Linked DNA regions of Homo sapiens: region 2 is linked to region 1. The links are chromatin loops, found by intact Hi-C in ENCODE. Cell type or tissue: heart right ventricle. All regions are shown on one strand. Links, peaks and the distances in the headings refer to the core of each region. The heading gives the core; the rest is flanking DNA. Region 1 overlaps CPED1 (cadherin like and PC-esterase domain containing 1). Region 2 overlaps CPED1 (cadherin like and PC-esterase domain containing 1).

Region 1 (10,856 bases), core at 491-8,490:
ACATCCCCCCAGATGTGACAAAACCAAAACTATCTCTAGACATCGCCAAATATTACTAGAAGAGACAGAATCTTTCCCTGGTTGAAAATCACTGAGGCAAAGAGGACTGAGAAAGAGCATTCCAGGCAGACAAAACAGTAAGAATAAAGGTATGTGACAAAACAGCACAGGCATTTAGGGAACAGTAAGCAGTTTCATATCACTTGCAGCATGACACCCAGTTAGAAACAGATAAGAAAAGGGTATTGTTAGGCAAAAGCCACTCACAAAAAACCTTGAATAGCTTATTGTGCTAAATATTCACCACTTGGCCCTCCAGGTCTCTGCCACCTGCTCTGTCCCCCAGGAGGCTGACGTTTGTGGGTGGCATCACAGAGAATCTCTTGCCCTTTGACCAGCAGTTAGCTCGGACCAATGGGAGGCACTGGCAAGAGATTGGAGGGTAGCAGTAGAGAGAGGTGGGGTGTTTATCCCCAAGGCTCCCTCTCTGCAGGTCTGTGATATGGCAAAAGCTACACTCCCCTAAGTTTACCACACCTTTCCAAGGACACCTCCTTCTTGGTTGCAGCTCTCATTGGATTCTAGCTATGCCCTTCCTTCTACACATCCCTCTTACGACCCAGTGTAGTGAAACTTTTATAATGTTGCTAGTTCCCAAGTGCCTCACTAGGCCTTTTAGTTTCTTTTTCCCTGCCAAAACCTCTGTAAATAGTTTCTTTATTAGTTTGTCTTCAGATACATCTTTATGAGTATGGCATTTGATTCTTCCTGGAAGCCTAATACAAAGCAAATATTAAGACTTTATTCTAGGGTTGATGAGAAGCCATTCAAGATTGTAAGCATAGATGTAAAAAGGCTAGTTCACCATTTTATATTTTTCATCTCAAAACTGTGAGTAGGATAGATTTCAGGGGTAAAATATTTGCTTCAGAAAAACCATTGAGCAAGATTTAGCAATAAACCAGGTAAGAGATGATGATTATCTGACCAGAATAAAGGTAGTAAATACAGAGAATAGATGACAGATGTGAGAAATGTTTAGAGATAGGCCTGGCATGGTGGCTTAGGCCTGTAATCCCAGAACTTTGGGAGGCCGAGGCAGGTAGATCACATGAGGCCAGGAGTTCAAGACCAGCCTGGTCAACACAGCAAAACCCCGTCTCTACTAAAAATATAAAAATTAGCCAGGCGTGGTGGTACACATGTGTAATCCCAGCTACTTGGTGGCTGAGGCCCAATAATTGCTTGAACCTGGGAGGCAGAGGTTGCAGTGAGGTGAGATCACGCCATTGCACCCCAGCCTGGGTGTCAGAGGGAGACTTTGTCTCAAAAAAACAAAACAAAAACAAGAACAGAAGAAAAAAAAACGTTAAGAGGTTAAATTCAGTAGTATTGGCAATTAATAGAAGGTCAATGCCAAGGAAGAGGAAGGAAGGGCTCAAGGGTGATGGCCCTTCTATCTTAGGAGATGACAAAGTGGGTAATTTCTATCTTGGGAGATGACAGACTGGGTGATTCTGCTTACAACAAACGAAACAGAAGCGCTGAAGCTTCTGAACACAAGAGCAGGAGAGAATTTACTGAGGAAAAGAATGAGTCAGTTTTCGCCAGGTTGAGTTTGATATGTCTGTGGGACATCCAGGTGCAGATGTTCAGCAGCCTGTTGCATATTCAAGCCTGAAGCCTGGAAACGTGCTCTGTACCTAGGTAGATTTCGGAATCTCAACTACAAATGGTTGTTGAAATTTCAGGATTGGAGTTAGGGAACACAGGGATTCAAAGAATGGGCAGAGAAAAGTTGGTTGTAAAGAAAACAGAGGAGGAATGGCCAGAAATGTACATGGAGTCACAAAAGCGTGTGCTCAGCCCAAATGCCAAAAAAGTGAAGAGTTAGAAGAAAGGAGTTATCCCCAGCAGTTTGGGAGGCCGAAGCGGGCGGATCGCGAAGTCAGGAAATCGAGACCATCCTGGCTAACACGGTGAAACCCCATCTCCACTAAAAAATGCAAAAAAATTAGCCGGGCGTGGGACTACGGGCGCCCGCTACCACCGGAGGCTGAGGCAGGAGAATGGCGTGAACCCAGGAGGCGGAGCTTGCAGTAAGCCGAGATCGCGCCACTGCACTCCAGCCTGGGCGATGGAGCAAGATTACGTCTCAAAAAAAAAAAAAGAAGAAGAAGAAGAAGAAGAAGAAGAAGAAGAAGAAGAAGAAGAAGAAGAAGAAGAAGAAGAAGAAGAAAGGTGCTATCTAGATGGCGAATTGTAGGAATATCAAGTGATCTGGGTACAATACTCCATCTCCAGTTAGGGACTGTATAAGAGCTATTGGATTTGTCACTTTTCGTACAGATTCGTTATAGGTATCAACAATATGTAAATTTTCCAGCACAGTGATTAGCACATGGTAAACATTGGATTTTTTTAGTTAAGTTTTCTAAAACCATTTACAAAAGTTCACACGATATAAAGAGTAAGTACTAAATGTCAATTTTAAAATGTAATTAGAAATTTTATAAATTTTATTGTAACTTATGATACCAACTTAAGTTAGAAAAAAAATTAGAAAAGGCATCTAAAAAATAAAGACTTTACCACTTCGGTGAACAAGTGGTCAGATTAAGCAACACTTCATAGGCTGCAGACTTCTAGATAAAGTTGGGTCTTACTAAGTAAAACAACAATATCTGCAGCAGCTGAAGCTGAGGGAGATCTTATCAAACAAAAAGTGGTGACTATTTTATGGTAAAGTATATAAGGCATGGCCAGTTGGAAGATTCTCCATAGATACAATGACTCTAATTCTTTAAGACTCTTAAACATTATAGACCAGGAAATGCCAGTGTTAATATCTGTAGGGCTGATAAAATCTGTGCACATCTTGAGAGTATTTACCTTTTGATGTAAACCTAACTGGCACATGACTTCCTTGGATATACAGGGTGTTCCTTCTGCTTTCTTAGAAGACAGGCAAATGAGCAGATCCCAAGAGCCCAGATCACCTAAAAGCAAAAGAATATTCAAAACAAATAAGTTTTCATCAGATATTTTAAAAGCAATATTTAATTCTTCAGATTAAAAAATGTAATTATTTAAATTCTGAAACACAAGTAAATGATCTCAAATATACTTAAGACAAAATGTCAGTAAAATAACTAAAATTCAACTTTTTAAATTTTGGAATTTCTAGTATTTTTATATTTAGTATTTTATTCTATAGAAAATGTAATTGTCTATATTATACATATTATAAAATTCATTTAAAAGACATTATAAAATTCATTTAAAAGATTGAAATTAGAATACCTTAAATCACTTATTTTAAAAATTAATAAAGTCTTTTTTTGTAGATTTGGGAGAAAAAATAATAAAATCTTTTAAGATAGAAGAAAGCTGTGAAGTCAAATAATGATAAGAAGTGAAAACATCAAATATTTTGTTCTGGGCTTAGGTCTTCCCACTGTTTTTCATAGATTTACTCGTCAAACATCAAATTTACTTTTGTGATGTTCCATAAAAGAAAGTGTTGTAATAGAGAGAAAATTAAATTCAATGAAAATAAAAACGACAGATTTTGCATAAAAGAAATTTGTAATATAGTTATACATAGCAGAGTTCAGTTCAAACTATGGAGTATAACACAGACGAAAGCAAATGATATTTCAGCTATTTCACCAAGGACGAAGCTATTTGCCAATAAATCATAGTAACTTGCCAAAATAATCTCAGAAGGGTACATTCTTGCCTAATCTCTAAACATTTTAAAATTAACATTTGTGTGTATACATGGGTTTATTTTTCTTTATTCACTTTGATTTATATATATTGCTATATATCTATATATCTATATCTACATATAGATATAGATCACATGCCCTACATATAATTGGTGCTTTAAAAATATTTCTTGACTAATGCATGAATAACTACCCCTTGAGAGCATGGTAAACACATTACCTCATGGAGAAAAAACAACAATAAAAGCAACAGAAGAAATGTATTTCAATTTTTAATGTTATTCAAAGATAATATAGAAATAGGTATCTCAAAAATAACCAGGAAAAAACCCCTCTGGGTAATGTCTAAATGAATTGGTATTACTTAGGAAATAGTCCTCATTTTGGATGAAAATCCAATTTAAAAAACAAACAATTTCTGTATACATTCTCTCTTTTGTTGATCAGTCCTGAGATAAATATTCTGAGTAATTATTTATGCCAGACCTCACCAGTCATCTCCTGCATTAGGTCTAGTAGCTTCTAAAAGGCTACAAAGTAACCAACTTCTTTAAATACCTCGCTTTTCAAATTTTTCAAAAGAATTTCTCACTTGACAAGCATAATATTTCCAAAGAAAGGCTTTATGAGAAAAGTATTAATAAGGAAGAGGGATCTATGAAAATTAGAAATGAAATTTCACTCCCCACCAATCAAGTCATTTTCAGTTTCACAAATCTTGTGTTGTCTGGGCTACTGGTTCCTCTGTTTTTAATTGTCCTGTTGTTGGAAGGGAAACCTGTCTGCCAAACAAGGAATCCAGGCAATTGAACTCAAGCTCTTATCCTAGAACTTCTCTGTTTGCTTGATGTATCTCAAGATGCTGGAAGACAGCACAATAAGGCAAAGGAGCAAGGAGAGGTGCAGCAGTTGATTTGGGGATGAGAGAAATCTCATCGTGCAGCAACCATCAGGCCTTAGGCTTGTAAGATCTACCCTGCTCCATACACTCTCACTTTCAAGAAAAGTTCCCATAGATTCCTATAGACAAAACCAAATACTATATGATGAATCCAATACTTTATTTTAAAAGTGCACCTGGCTTTTTCATCCCAAACTTTTTGATTTGGATTCAAAGCAAAACACAAAGACTGTTTCATTCTATATCATTTCTAGCCCAGGAAATACTAGAACCCTAGAAGAAACCTCCTGTCATATGATTCCCAACTAAATATTTTAAGAAGATAAGGATATGCACAGAGGGATTTCAAATCATGACCTGCAGTGTTTTGGTCTCAGAGTAAGTTTTATATTCCTCTACGTCTAAAGCGTACCCTTCTTCACTATTCAAGGCACATGCATAAATTCTAGAGTTGATAGAAATATATATTTAAGCTATAAATGTTTAAAATGGGAAGACACATTTAAATAATTCAAAGCATTGAATTTATAAAGAACCTTCTGTGAACAGAACATTGTACTCAAAGTATGAAAGTAAATAGCAAAAAAAAAAAAAAAAAAAGAGCAGAAAGTCACTGCTCTCAGCAATCTCTTTGAGGGGTCTAAACATTAAAAACAAAGTAGGAGAAAGTAAGATAACTTACAAAGCATTACACAGCTTTTTGCCATTCATAAGGGTGACCACCTCATCCCTCAAAGATATTTAATTAATATTTTAAATTAATAATTTAAAAATACTGTATAGTCCACAAATCTCCTCTTAAAATGAAGTAAAGTGTAACTGAAATTTCAAGTAATATCTTCATACACCTTCTTCCCAAATGCTTGCTAGCACGGTCTAAAAATGCCGATTGTTTCCTCTCAAAACTCCCACTGTTACCCGCATTGAATCCCACTTCAATGTCCCCAAAGCTATTTCCTAGTTAAACATTTAGTAGACCTTTTCACTTTGTCTTCATTTCTATTTCCAACATTAGAAGTCAGCTCCCTCTCCTGCTTTCCAAAGCCCTTTTTCTTTTTTTAATGAAGTTTCACTTGTTTCATGAGAGCTACTATGTATTAAAATTTAGTTAAAGAAACCCTAAAGCCACATTGAAATGTAGAAACTGGGCAGAGATCAAAGTGCTTTCACTAGCTAAGTAAATCACATTGAGAAGTTAGCGTTGGAGCATTTGGGATACAAATTTGTACCTCAGCACAATTACAAATTACTATATATTGCGGGGCTTTGGAGCCAAATTTCACAGCTGAAAGCATGAGCATTTAGGAGGCAAATGCCCAAGGTCTCCAGCAGAGATTGCAAACTAAAAGCACACAGGCAAGTCAAGCCCTCAGACGGGATACATTTGGCCTGCACAGCGTTTGTTTTGTTTTTGTTTTAAGTATTTGCCAAAATGCAAATGTCAGCACAATTCACATAGAAAATTCCAATTTCAGCCTTTATTTGAAAACTTGGAAGCTCTGGTAACACTGGGTCCATATCCTACAAGGCAGTGACTGGCTGGAGCCACTTCCCACATGTTCTCCAGTTTGCCATGGTCTCTTACCCCCACACCTGGCCCTAACTCTGCTTGGGCTCTGTCTCTGGTAGCAGCACACCATCCTAGACCTGGCATAAAATAGAGTGTTCCAGGTTTCCATGAGTTGGCCATTTGACAAATTGATGTTCCATGTATTAGCTTTTAATGAATTAGAGTTGTTCATTAGATAAATTGGTTTTATTAAGATAACATTAGGTAAACTGCTATTTAGTTAATTGGCCCTAGAGGGATGTTTGAATATACCCTTTGATCTCTATATTTATCATGCTATTCCATAAGATTGGGGAAGGTCATTCAATTCCAAGGACATTTTGTTGGTTACATTAAAGGTGGCAAGGGCTGCAACTTAGCCTCTTAGGGTTCCTTCCTTTCAGAGCCTGGAAAAATCAAGAGTGGTCTCTGATCATCTTTTTTTTCCTTCCATCTCTTCTTCCCAGTTGGAGTGCAAAAGTGGCCCAGAATCTGCTCCTACCTGGGCCTTGCCTCATCTCTTTTTCATTCACACTCTCTCGTTACACTTTTTTCCATGTTGAGCCTGTCTCAAGGCTGTTGCCATACTTGTAAATGGCCTAGGACAGGCTCTTTCTAAGCACTGGAGTAAATGCTCATTGTTTATGTCTTTCTCGATGTGCCTTTTCTGCACTGAGAAGGTTGACGTTAGAGTAAGAAGTGCTAAGACATCAGATTTGTGTTAGCTGAAAACAGGCAAAGCCCCTGGTCAATTTGGGTGGTGACTTCTTAGGTTCTCCTTGCATGGGGAAAAGGACAACTCTATATGATTTAGCCTTGCTCTTTAGAATACTGCATTAGGATTTGGGGGCCAAAGCCACTACAAATAAATTAGTAGTAGAAGTAGTAGTAACAATGATGTGAACAGCTAATAGTTCTTCAGAACTTACAATGTGCCAAATATTGTTCCACATATTTGTATTATCTCATTTATCCTATACAACAATCTATTTGATATGATTATTCTATTTTTTACAGGCACAGAAAGGTTAAATAACTTGCCCAACTTCGCCGTTCCAGTTAGTGGTGGGAAGAGAATTTGGATACAAACAACTAGCTCTAGTGGCCATGTTCTTGAACATTACACCATTATCTCCTTTGAAAACAGGGAAGCAACAAAGAAATTTAGCTATTGATGCCTTACATGTATTAATTTATGTAATATTTCCAACAACCCTGTGGAGTAGAAACAATTATTACATGTTATTACATGTGCTTTACAAGTGAGGAAACAGACACAGAAATTATCCAGCTCTAGCCTTTCTCTCTCACTGTCTGGTACATCTGTTTGTCTTTGGAAGCTCAGAGGAAGAAATAACTACAGCAGGTATAACTCAGGTATCCCTAGACCCTCACCTGAGTATCGTGCCCCATCATACTATTGGCAATACCACTGGTAATCAAAGTTAAATCTTCCTATATAAAAGGAGCTAGTACTTACCTCGCAGGTACTCAGGAACTAGAAATATGTACTTGGCCTCTACCTATTTTTGAAAATATATCCTTAAAACTTTCTTAGTTTTTTTTTTTTTTAACAATTAAAATTATTTCTTTCCCTGTTGCGGAGAAACCAGAACTTCCTGATCAGGCTTACCAAGGTCTTAAATAGAAAGGTCATAGGGCATAATTCTAGGAAAACAGGATGTGGATGCTCCAGTCCCCATCTCAGAATGTGAAAAACCTACAGGCACCTCCCAAACACATGGAAGCAAAGCTGCTGATAACACGAATCACTATCATGCCTTCATAGTGTTATCTCTGGAAAAGATGAAAACTTCTCAGACAATTTTGGAAGGAGACGTCAGGGTCCAGATCAATTAATTCAGATATAAAATGGCACTGACTATAGTTTTTATCCTTCTCTAAGTGTTCTCAGAAACCAGCTAACATCTGTTCATGTTAAAAGTAAGAGCAATTTTTAGAGGTTTTTGTTTTGTTTGGTTTTAAAATGAAGCATCTGCCCTAAGGAGTGAAGCTGCCTTTAGAATATTTCCAGTTTCTCATAGACAGGCTGCCATAAAGCAAACACTCATTTCCTGGCTCACAAATGACCTCCTTCGCTGATAACATCTGCAAGATCCGTAATTTAATCCAGAGAACAACAGAGAAATCTGAGATAGCATCGTTCATATTAGCATCAAATGCTGTTTATTCTCAAGGAAGGACAACTTTAATTTTCTGGCACACGTAATAAAAATCTAAGAATATTAAGTCTCTTCCTGCTTTATTCTTCTCCACAGTGTTTACCACCATCTCACAGATTATATATATATATATATTTTTCTGTATTTGTTTATTATGGTTCCCCCAATTTGAAAATCTGCTCCATGATGGCAGAGACTATATCTATTTTGTTTACTGCTAAATTCTCAGTACCTACAATAGTGACTGAAATGTAAAGCATTTGCCACATATTTATAAAATGTATAAATGAGTGAATCAGTGAATAACTGCATGTGAACAGCAAACAATTATAATTAAATCAAAAGCAAGTATATTGAAATTCTATTCTATAAGTTAAAAATAGAATAATAGTAAGAAAAACATTAGTTTTTTAAAGAGGAAATAAATATAATTTTGGTTCTTAGCTGGTAAGGATAAAAGAAGAGAAATAAACATGAGAAGAACAAAGTTAATAATTCATTGTGCTTAAATTATACAAACAAATGGGAGATTCCAGTGCTTTACATATTGGAAATTTTCTGTAAACACTTACACATTAATTTGAGGCAGAACAGATTTATAAAGTATAGTTTGGAAAAAAACATGTCCAAGAGCTTCTAGAATACAAAGCTACAAAAGCCAAGCCTCATTTACTTATTCACGATATTAAACTATCATATTCCATAAGGATACAACAAGGATGATTTCCTGAGTTTTTTTCCTTTAAGGTGAAGTACTAAAGGTGTTTAATTTTTTAGTAATTCATAATATTCCTTTATAATATAATATGTGAGGATATTTTATCTGTTCACTGTTCATTTGTATTACCCTTCTTTTCACAACTAAATTATAAAATCCCTATTAAATAACAAAGTATTTACCTGTATCCATCCTTTATCAGGATTAGTGCATAGTATTATGTTCATGAGTACATTTTTAGCTTATTGATGATAAATTAGGGTCTATACTTGATTCCACTACAAGATTAGTTGGATATAAGTTAATCATTGCAAATTCCTCTATCTTTTCCCAAATTTCTCAAGTTGCATTAACCAATTCCTTACTCTGCACTCTTCATGTAGGAGATCTATGGAACAGTACCACAGCACCCATAATTAATTTTATCTATGATTGTTCTTTAAGGACAAGAAACAGTCACCTTATTGTTTCTAACACTGATTATAGTAGACACTTAGTAGATGTTTACTGGGTTGACTATTTTAATTTTCAGAATTAAATTTAAGAGAAATCGTATGTACGGAAGCTTGAGATCCTGAATGAACTATACAACATGGCTACAAAATCTAAATAAATCTGGTCTCTTCACCTCAAGTGGCTGGTCATGGGTGTTTACTTGCTATGCTTCTGGCTCCATAGCCTTTAAGGGTTAATGAAAATGTTATGTTACTCAACAGAGAAATTCTAAACCATTCTCTCCATGAATGGCCTAAACCCATACTAGGGATCAGGCTTTCCTGTCCTAATGTCTACCCTCTTTCTGCCCAACAAGAGGTTGTAAAGATCAATGAGACATAATAGTATCTGTGATGAGTTTTGAGCTCCCTAAATTTTTCTAAGCTACTCATAGGTTCAAGAAAGTGACATTATCCTTAAATTTTGCAAAAGAAAAGATTTTTGTTGTGAAGAAATTAGCCATTTAAAAAAGTGTAAAAGGAAATCAATGAGTTTACTTTTGTGAAATAAATCCTTTAAGAAATGTTCACTTTAGAAGGCTTGCTAAAGTTCCCTCCTAGTTTTTTTAAATGATTTTTTTAAAAAGGTGTTCATGCCATTTATGTCATTTTCTTTTGAAGTGTAACTGACTATATACATGTGTGGGTATGCGTGCTTACATTTTTACTGCTTTCAAGACTATTGTCTGTCTGGGACAACACTCTCATTACTGCATTTTACGAAATTTCTAAATGTCTGAAATGCTCAGCAGCTTGAAACACCTTAAAAGATATTAACATTGCAACAATTTAAAAATCAGAAAACTCCCAGTGCAAAATGTTGGTTTATAATACCATTCTCCAATAAAAGGAAACATGTTGTTGGAGGAATGACTGTTTTAAGGGTTGGGGCAGGAAATACACAAGATAAGCTTAGACTGTTGCAGTGTCAGAAAGTAAGAAGTGCTCAAAAACAAACAAGCAAGCAAACAAAAAAGTAACAACAAAGGTACGTCGAAGACACACTGAAGTCAACGATTAGAGCTGGAGCAATCTGGGCAATTAAATAAATAGAGTAATATTGAATTATAAGCTAAAGTAGAAAATAAATATCCATGAGCCCATAATGGTGCAAATAACTGACTGAATAAATAAATACATAGTGATGAAGAGACAAATCTCTCATGCAGAAGAATTCCAAAACAGTTACGTAGCTACTCTGCCTCCAAGGAGGTAGAGCATAAGTTCTTACTACTTTAGCGTGAATGGCACATGGTGACACCTTTCCAAGTAGTTCA
Region 2 (10,856 bases), core at 1,358-9,357, 48 kb after region 1:
AGTTTCAGATGTGTTATTAATGTTTTCACTGTTTATTCAGAAAAACAAAAGATAGTTCTTAAAGATAATAACAGAGAGGGGAGTAAAGGGAAACATTCAAAATCACTTCTGCCCTCTGGGTGTGTCCAGTAGGGAAGGTTTACTGCTCAGTATGAAAGTCAGCTTTCTGATTGATGCTTTGCTAAGGTCGGGTAGTTCCTTCACTACTATAGAAAAGTTAATTTCCTGTTCCATTTTTCCTGAAGCATTTGTGCACTTTGGCTAAATTAATACTAGATTTTCCACTAGGGAAGAAGTAGGCTTAGGGCTGTAGCTATTGGAATGCTATTATACTTCCTATTGCTTATTAAAGAAACAGTGAAACATCAAGAGGAAACTCAATTGTAGCAGCACAATTTTGGACTCCTAGTGGCATTTTGAAACATAACTTTATAACTTGGCATTTGTATAGCACACTATACTATAAATTTTTAATGAAAAGAGTGTTTCCAGTAATCACATTTGTGTTTTATATATATATATGTGTGTGTGTGTCTTCTTTTCCCAAGAGGCACCAAATGCAATGAGAATATTTTAATGATATCATTCTTTTGGATATGAAAATATATATTCCTCTGTCTTTTATAATCTCAATGTTTTTCAAAGTACTCTCAGCTAAAGTGTCTAATTAGATCCCATAGCACCTCTGTGACAGGCATTTCAATCCCTGGACCACAGACTAGGAAAATAAAACACAAAGAAGTCACTTGTCCATGGTCACTCAACTCTTCATTATGGAAACTGGGATTCCCCATTTCAGTCCCAGGTAATTTCCCTTTCTCTTGGAAAGGCTGAATGGGTCACGGCAGGATCTGTTTCAGATACATGAACTAATTTAACAGTTTGTTCTGGTGGTTTCTAGAAGTCTGCACCACCACCCTAACGCCACCTACTTTTTCCTATGCCAAAAGAAATAAGAAATATTATGACCCCGGAGCAATATTATTTTTTAAGTAAATTCCATTTTCTTCCCATAGTTACACATTACCATCAGGCTTCTTGCTCCACCTGACTCTTCCTAGATTGGCTACCCCAAATCCCTCTCTCAAGCATACTCAAAATATGCTCAGGTCAGCAATTACCAGCTTCAATTTGTCAAGATCAGCTGTGATGTATGTTACAAGAGACTTGCTATGAAAAGAACTAAAATATCAAAATTTATGAATAATTTATGTTTAATAAATGAGGGAAGATATGTTGCATTCTGACTCCTGGCAGTCAAAGTGACTTTCTTGAGCAGATGAGGAAGTATTATACACATCCCTGGAAACCCCGTGGAATATGCTTGCATTTGACTGTATCTATAGGTGCCAAAAAGGAAAGTGGACAAGTAGCTTCAAACATTTACCTGAGCAAAATGTACCGAAGAAAACACAGGGTGACAATCAAAAATACATGCTACATATGCATTATTGAAGAAAATATAATGTAACATATACCCAGTGCTTGTTTTTGAGATGAGAGCTTAAACCCAGCTTCTCAGGGGAAGAAAGGACACACATAATATTTATTGAACATTGACTCTGGCCAACAACCATGCTTGATGCTTTCAAACATATGATTTTTATTCAGTTCCCACAAATAGGGGTTAGTTACGTTTTCCAACAAGAGAACTGAGGATTTAAAAATGTAGATAAAATTTACCAGTTGTCCTATAGCTAGGATAAAGCTGGAATTTGGACCAACGTATTTCACAACATACCCATGATCTGCTAGGCTTCTTATTCAATATACTTAACAGGCTTGAGATTGAAAGCTGTGCTGAAGATTGTAAGATCTATTCTCAACAGTCATATGCAGAGTTACAGAGTTTCCCTCTTACCAAGTTACTCTGACTGGCCTGCACTATAAATGAACGGTAGGGGTTCCTACTGAGAACACCCAGATAAAGGTTAGGGACACCAAAGGTAGTTATATGTCAAGGAACATGATAAGGCCCATTCTGCACTGCCAAATCCATGTGTTCTTCTTGATAATTATTTTAATCCATCTATTATTTTGGATCGTAAATACCCCTAGCCTCTATTAGTGAATTTAATTGAAAGTTGAATAAAATTTTTTAAGATCCTTATACATGGCCGACTCAGTCTTTTATTGTCACGTTTCTTTCCGAACTCCATATGTGGTAAGTCAAAATGCTTAATGTTACATTTTGAACAAGTCTCCAAAAAGTGCAAAAGTTGACAAAGTTCTGTTTACCTTGCAAATTTCCAAATTTGGTGTAGTTTCTGCCACAGAACGTAAATCCTATGTTAGAACATGAGCTCATTCTTTTAGTGAGAACAGATCCCTTGGAAAAAATATCTAAAGGAAGCCAAGGGGGAAAACGAAACCAAAACATTCCTTTCACCCCAAAAGGCCACAGACTCAGAGTTGATAACAGGAAGCCCTTTTTATAATGTCAGTGTATTTAGTGCTTTCCATTTCAGAGGGTTTATCTTATATGAATTTTCAATTCCATTTAAACAAGAAACAGAATTGCTTAGAGGGAGAAAGAAGCAGAAGTTCCTGCCACTATCTGAAAAAACAAGAGAGAATGACACTTATAAAATGATTAATTCTTTGATACATATGACATTTAATATAACTTGTTGAAATTTGAGCTTCATCAAGCCTTCATTAAAATGTATCTAATGTAAACAAATTTGAATTTGTTTAAGTTCTCTCAGTATGAGCAATTTTTCACCCATATGCATATTTCATTATAAAAATTTAACATCGCTCTAATCAACTGTCTCAGATAAATTCACAAACATTAAATGCTCATCAGGCAGCCTAACTAATTCTATGGAAGTTGCGTACCTGTTAGTGTGTTGATAACATCTCTTGAGAGCCTCGTATACATAAACTCCTGTATTTAAATTCCATCAGCAAGATTTTAAAATCTACATCTTCCAATCCAGTTACAATATAAAAATTTATAAAAGGAATGGCTCAATTTTAGGTAGGATCAATCTGTTAAAAATGGAAATTCCTTAACAGAAATAGAGGTTAGATGATGGTGACAATGAGGATAAGAAAGAAGAGATGTAATTAGAAAGGCACAATGATTAGGAAAGGATGTTATTTTTATTATTATTATGGTAGATACTTGAGAATGTTTATAGGCTAAGGACTTCAATGAGACAAAGGAGCTGATGATAACGAGAAATCAATGATAGTTAATTAATCAAAGATAATTAATCAACTTTAATGTAGAAGTGGCATGATGATTACCATTAGCCAGAAGTCCAAGAGATAGTACAGTAAAGAGATCAAGGGATACTTGTACAGGAAAAAGGAGAAGTGGAGGACTTTTGAGTTCAGCAAGAGAAAGAAAAGAGGGAGAAGGAGTTCCTCTCATATCTTGCCCTGCTCTAGAGTTGGCAAATTCAAATTCATCATTCATTTATTTATTCATTCATCGACTGAATATTTATTCAATGCTCACTATGTATCAGAGGCTGTTTTTACACTGGGGATGTAGCAGTAAGCCAATCAACTAAAGCATTTGATCTGAAGGAGCTTATATTCTGTGTAGAAAGACAATAAACCAATGAATAGATATGTTACTCAGGGTCCAAAATCTTAATCTCTTTCCTCCTATCTGCACTGAACTCACTCCTCCCCATCCCCAGCTATAACATGCTGTTCATCTCAGCATCTCAGACTTTAAAAAAAAAAAAAAGGATTCCACAAAACTGAAGACTTGCCTATAAATAAGCAAGTCTGACGTTGAGTGATATATCAGCCTCCTTAAGTTTGGTTTTGTTTCAAAAGATTCATTTTACTGTGAAAAGGCAACAGCTTAGAGGCTGGGGGATAGAGAGAGAAACTCAACAAAGCTTTCATCTCAGACATTTCTTATCCAAAGACTTATGTTGATTGCAGCAATTATTTATTGCTCACTGACTTTGTGAAGGCCAAATGTTAGGGTCTATAGGGTCCACAGAGAGGAGGGAGTCTTCAAGGAAATTAAATAATAATTATTTTCATAGTTAATATTTATTGAGTGCTTTCTATCTGCCAGACACTTTAAGTGCTTCATGTGATTTATCTCATTTAAGGATCATGTTAGCCTGGGGAGTTGGTGATAATATATCCATATTCAGGTAAGGAAACTAAATCCTAGAGAGGTCAAGAAATGTGCCCAAGGTAACAAGTTAATAAATGGTATTAATTTGAATGCAGTGTTCATGTACTTAACTATTCTGCCTTCCCAAATTTATTAGTTTCCTAGAGCTGCTGTAACAAAGTATTCGAAGCTGGATAGTTTAAAACAAGAGAAGCTTGCTTACTAAATCTCGTAATTCTGGAGGCTAGAAGCCTGAAATAACAGTGTCAGCAGTTCCTCTGAAACTTGTGGTGGAATCCTTCCTTGACTGTCGAGTTTCCGGGGGTTTGCCGCAATCTTTGGTGTCCTTCAGTGTGCAGCTGCATGACTCCAATCTCTGCCTTCAACATTACATGGCATTCTCCCTGTGTGTCTCTGTCTTCCTATGCTGTCCTCTTCTTTTTATTTTTTATTTTATTTTATTTTATTTTATTTTATTTTATTTTATTTTATTTTATTTTTTTTCGAGACCGAGTTTTGCTCTTGTTACCCAGGCTGGAGTGCAGTGGCACAATCTCAGCTCACTGCAACCTCTGCCTCCTGGGTTCAAGTGATTCTCTTGTCTCAGTCTACTGAGTAGCTGGAATTACAGGTGCCCGCCACCATGCCCAGCTAGTTTTTTGTATTTTTAGTAAAGACAGGGTTTCACCATGTTGGCCAGGCTGGTCTCAAACTCCTGACCTCAGGTGATCCACCCACCTTGGCCTTCCAAAGTGCTGGGATTGCAGGTGTGAGCCACCACGCCCCATCTACTGCCTTCCTATAACACCAGTCATATTGGATTAGGGGCCACCTTACTCCAGTGTGACCTCATCCTAACTAATTATATCTGCGATAACCCTATTTCCAAGTAAGGTCACATTCTGAGGTACTGGAGTTTAGGGCTTCAACATATCTTTTCAGGGATGGGGTACACAATTTAACCCATAATACCAATGAATGGAGTTAGCATATGGGGCTATAATAAAATAGAAAGGACATAGGTCTCAGTCCAGTCCTGTCCACACTATCAACTTGTTATGTTACTTTGAGAGAGCCACTTTCTTTCTGTGACCTTCTTTCTCTTCACTTAAAAAAGAAAGATGTTGAACTTAATCATCTCTAACTTATTTGCAGTTCTAACATTCTAATGTTCCTTCATTTATAAATAGTTACAATGAAACATAAGTTTTATTAGGGATGTTTAAGCACACATCCACTTATGGAGATAAGGGCTGCTATAATGAAGGAAGTGAAACTCCATAGGTTCTCAAAAGCTTTAAGAATGATCATGAAGATTTCTAGAGGTATTGAGTAGAGCAGGCTCCCTGGAGGAGACTCCTGACAGAAGGAGAGATGTGGGAGTTTAGAAAATAGGCAGGCTGTTGGGTGGATTATGGATTATGGATTACACATAGAGACAGGGTAGAGATAAGGCTGGAAAAGTATGTTGGAACATGCCAGGATCAGTGTGGTTTCTACTCAATTGAGTGCGCTCAACGTTACAACTCCTGAAAGCTTTCAGCAGAGGTATTAATGGGACCTGTGCACAGACTGCCTAGAATATGCAGGCAGATGGAGGGGTAACTGGTTAAACCACTGAATGAGTCTAGGTTAGTGACAACAAGGACACAGCATTGAGATTGTGAAGATAGATGCTAAGATTTTGGAATCTGATGAACTCTTATCTGAATTAATTTGGAGGACTAGAGAAAATTCCACTTTACATAGCCATAAGGGCTGTGCTCATGTGATATTTACTAAAATTATAATAGTATAATAAAGGGCTAAATGCACAGCATGGTCCCAGAGAGAAATTAGAAGTTAGAGCTAAAAAAGGAGCACCATGTCTACAGGCAATATATAAACCACAAGGAGGAAATCCAGATCTGGGCCAGATGCCAAGGAGAAGAGGAAGCAACATGCAAGCTGGTTGAGACTAATGTTTCTGAATAAGGGCTGTGAACAAGGCAAGAATATTTTGGACTTTGCACAACAATGTAAATATGATTAATACTACTTAACTGTATACTCACAAATGGTTAAGAGGTTAAATTTTATAATATGTGGGGTTTTTTTACCTCTATTAAAAATTTCTAAGGATAATTCCCTTTTCTTTTTTTTTTGAGACAGGAGCTTGCTCTGTCACCTAGGCTGGAGTGCAGAGGCATGATCACAGGTCACTGCAGCCTTGACATCCCTGGCTCAAGCAATCCTCCCACCTTGGCCTCTCGAGTAGCTGGGGGGCTCCAGGCACATGCCATCAATCCCAGCTAATTTTTTTTTAACTTTTTGTGGAGATAGGCTCTCCCTATTTTGCCTAGGCTGGTCTTGAACTCCTGGACTTAAGTGATCCTCCTGCTTCAGCCTCCCAAAGTGCTAGGATTACAGATGTGAGCCACCACTCCCAGAGTTATTGAAGAAGAAGAAGAAGAAGAAGGAGGAGGAGGAGGAGGAGGAGGAGAAGAAGGAGGAGGAGAAGGAGGAGGAGAAGGAGAAGAAGAAGAAGAGGAAGAAGAAGAAGAAGAAGAAGAAGAGGAAGAAGAATAAAAAAAACTGAAGAATGTTGTGGTCTTTCTAATTTGGAGCTCGCCATGTCGCTCAGTGGCAGACCTCAGATTTGGTAAGGAGCCAGGCCAGATGGATTTGGTGAGGAGCAAGGTACAGGGAAGAAGCAAGAAATATCAAAGGTGTAAAAACTATGCATCTAGGAAAATGGTGGTTGGGTGACAGGTCCTATTCATGGAAATAGGGAGGTTAAGAGGAGTCATTGATTTGGGCATGAGGTTTGTGAAATAAATTATTTAAATTTTTGTAGTATTTTATAATATTCTAGAAAAAGGTAGCAGGAATTTGAAGAGGTAGGTGATATGTCATCTGCCAAGGGTGAAAATTAACAATAGGCAAAACTGATACATTCATCAAGGAAAAGTATAAAACAAGGCAAAGATCCAAGGACCTAAGGTTGGAAATGTCTACCTGTGTCATCAGAGAGAGGAAATGAACTCGAAAAGAGACCACAAGTTTTTCAGAATAACCTTGTTGTGTTGTGGAATTCGAAAAGGAAATTTCAAGAAAGAGTCACTTCCCAATAGCAGAACATGCCTCAGAGAAGAAGGATGTAGACTGAAAATAGATCTCATTAGATTTGGTAATAAGGGGTTCACCAAGAGAGGTTTCAATAGAAATGACCAAATGCAAAGGATAAGGAATCGGGAGAGGTAACAAGGAAGTACATGCAAAGAGAACCAGTTACAGTTTCTCTGAAGGGAAGTAGAGAGACAGGGAGCATATCATATTAGGTAGATTGCCAGGTACAAAGAAAGCTTATTGTTTTATTAGTTCTACACATGTTCGCTGGCAGGAGGAAAGATTTGGAATTGGCAATATTATAAGTAATAGAGGGTAACTGTGGAGCCAATTTTGAAAAAGGTTGAAAAGGGGGTGTTCAAGAACACACATGGAAAGTAAGATTTGGCGAAGAAGAGGCATTTTGAAACAGCCTACCAACTGGTCTTCCTGCCTTCAATTCTACTCCAGTCCATTCTGCAATGTGTGTTTTCTCACTTTCTCTCTAATACACTTATGTATTTATGCCAGTCTTTGCTTAGCATTCTTCAGGGATTCTCTGTTGCCTTTGGAATAGAATCCAGACTCCTTATCATGTGCACATTTCCAACATCTAGACCCTGCTGACTTTTCTACTTTGTGTATTTGCCTTCCTGCTTCCATCAGTAACAACAACAACAACACACACACACACACACACACACACACACACACAGTATAACAAATACTTTGAATTCTCCAAATGTATCAGGCTATCCAGCTATTTCATTTCTTATTTGCATATGCAGGCTAATCTGCATGTAATACTTTTTTCTTTCTCTACCCTCTCTAGTTCCTTCTCAACATTCAAAAAGTAGTCTTGTAATTGTCAGTTTCCTATCACCGTGTTAATTTACTTGTCTGTCTCACAGAAGCTTTTATTTCTATATAACTTGTATCTCATAAAGAGGCTAATACATACAAATTGTCCAATAAATATTTACTAAATGAATGAAAATGAATAAATGAAAGATATCGGGAGGAGAAAGGGTAGAGAGGAAGCAAGGTTCTGTAGGGGATTTTTTTTTAGTTAAAGAGAAGGATTCTCAGTGAGATAATTACAACATTTTTATATAAAAGAAGAGAGGCCTCTTGCCAAGAGTGCAAGCATTTTTTGCTGGATTTTTGGTGGATTTCTAGAAAGCAAAGTTATCAAACTACTGCCTCAGTAGTGAGTAGGCCACATTGCCTCATCTACCTTTCTAGTGGGCATTACTCACCATTGTTGTGGTCATCAAACTAAGGACAGCGTTTTCACTGTCTCTGAAGCACAGACCTGGAAGCTCCTACTCACAGTACTGATTGAAAAGGAGAGTCCACTTCACCTTTGCACCTGCAGGACGACCCCCACCCAGGGGCGAGCTTCTCTAGTGGCTGCCCTGAGAAGCCAAAAAACTCAACCTGCAAATACCATGAGAGGGACTCCAATCAACAAAAGGCAGGAGAGGAGATCAGGTGATAAATTGCTTGCTCTTTCTGCTCCTTTTGTCCAGCACCTGTACTGAGACGTGGTCGTTGAAGAAAGCCTCTCTAGAAATGACTTGCAATAATGTACTCCCTTCTGTTTGCTCTCCCTTCTCTGTTCTTTCCTCACTCTTGTGTCCCTGGGATTGCATTCTCCAACAAAGTGTTAGCATGCAAGTGTTTGCCTCCAGTTCTATTTCTAGAAAACCTGGGCCAAGTAAGGAATTTTTTTAGAAATTTTCAAATGTTAAATATACTATTTACTATTAGAAATGCAAACAAGATTAATTAGATCATTTTCAATGAGAACATCCACTTATTTGCACTGGGCTATGTTTTGATCCTTGAGAAAGTAGATGTCATATAGAATGGTCATTTAAAGAGAAGGGAGGGTCAAGAAGACATGGGAAATGAATAGTCAAGCAACAGTCAACAAAATAGTAGTTCTCATTTTGGAGCCATCAACAGGAGGTAATCAGAAACACATGGCTATGGTGAGTATAAATGTATTCCCCAAATAGCAAAGTTTCCATTAAAGAAGCATATATTAAGGAGATTTTCTTTCATTGCTTCTGTTTATAATTTAATGTGCTTCCTGTGCTATGAAATGTTAAACTGTTAGATGCTATAAAATAGATAAATCTATTGAGTGACCTACTTTGATGAAGACAACACATCTGTGTTTATATATTAAATTGAAATAATTTTAAGACTTGGCAGATTGTCAGGCAATATTCAGACTACTGATGTTGAGAGAAAACTCAGAAGAAGTGACAAAAATACATCTGCTTAGCCAAGCCCTTTGCATTATTCAAATGGAAAAATGAATTAAAGTTTGGCAAGAAAGAGGGAGAGTACTTCCTCACTATGGAAAGTTGGCATATATTATACCATGATTTCAATCCATATTGAAAACAGCTTTACACATTGAACCAGATCCCATGTGTAAAAGTGTGCAGGGTAAAGTCACCCACCATCAAATATTTGGTAGTACAGAACCCTCCATTAGGAGGCTGACAAAGTACAAAAGGTCTTCTCATAGATACAACTGCAACAAAAAAGGCTGGGAAATATGTATTACTTATTCAATGAATAAAAACTCTGATCCAAGAAGTTTTTACTTCTGTGTATTTACTTTGGTTTCTGAATATTTATCCCTGCAAACACTAAAACATTCACTGAAACACTTGTTCTAATATGCTCAGTTGAAGTCTTTAACTATGATTTTTTGATTTTAGGTTTTTAAATCTACATCCAGTTTACACATCCTGGAGGGGCAGTTAGTTTAACATGTAAACATACTGGTTGTTAAGCATTTGTAGTGGTTCTTAGCATGTTTTTAGTTCTGAATATCTGACATAAATCTATAATTTTCCCCCCAAAGATCTTCACATACACCTACATTACAGTATTTTGCATAAAATGTCATGGATGTATACATTTCATACATCTAAATACATTCTGGAATCCATGAACCCTAGGTCAAAATCAGCTGGTTTAAGTAACTTTTAAAAACACTTAAAGCAAAGATTTGACTAAGATTTGACTAAATAAAAGTAATAACAAAATCCAAAATTTACAGATAGAAACAATGCTACTTCTATAAAATGCCTCAAAGCTAATTCTAGGTTTTCAGGAAACCTATATAGCATCTAATCAGTTTTTTTAAATGAACTTCACAAGTAGTTACTTTAGAAAATGATCAATATATTGATCCCAAAAGCTTTCTCTCTTCATTTTAGCCATCTGAAAGAGTATCTAATAATTTAAATTGGAGTATGATTTGACTCTTTTTTCAAAACATATACTATAAGTAGAATTAATTTGTATCTGGTTTTAATTAACATGTGTATGATACTTTCTTTCTCACTTCCTTTCTGTCTCAAATAAAAAGTGGCTTTAATCCAGGGGCTGGCATAGGTTAAAAATGGAGTGACATGGCTAATGTTTGGAAATCTACTTTCCATATCCACTGGGCTCCTGAACTATAATTGTAAATTTAGAATCTTGCTTACAGTTAAAATACTTAAGACTGTGAATCATTTTTAAACGAAATTCATCATGTGTTTGGCATTTTTGGTGAAGAAAATTCTCAAGTGAATGTTTTACACCAGGAGCCAGTAAGTTTCAGATGGTTTATAAGTAGTAGGAGATTCAAAGTTGAAATCGAATT

The links. Peaks named below come from ENCODE experiments on the same cell type or tissue, not always from the same donor. Only the 100,000 strongest peaks of a DNase experiment are listed, where the experiment ranks them.
Region 2: a loop joins it to region 1, with 1.9 times the contacts of the local background. A loop is called at or near these places in 12 of 110 quality-filtered maps.

What each region holds. Positions count from the first base shown.
Region 1 is chr7:121,039,030-121,049,885 of GRCh38, reverse strand. CPED1 (cadherin like and PC-esterase domain containing 1) reads right to left here. Exons shown (of 23, transcript NM_024913.5): 4 at 2,893-2,999. Among named protein-coding and RNA genes, the nearest start is that of CPED1, 56 kb to the right of the region's middle. RefSeq lists a silencer at 7,777-8,071 and an enhancer at 7,777-8,071. In heart right ventricle, for the core only: no CTCF peak of the experiment used is centred there; no DNase peak of the experiment used is centred there; H3K27ac peaks cover 2,168 bases.
Region 2 is chr7:120,991,665-121,002,520 of GRCh38, reverse strand. All of the region lies in intron 2 of CPED1 (cadherin like and PC-esterase domain containing 1), which reads right to left. Among named protein-coding and RNA genes, the nearest start is that of CPED1, 8.4 kb to the right of the region's middle. In heart right ventricle, for the core only: no CTCF peak of the experiment used is centred there; DNase peaks (open chromatin) are centred at 4,424 and 6,000; H3K4me3 peaks cover 1,191 bases; H3K27ac peaks cover 6,051 bases.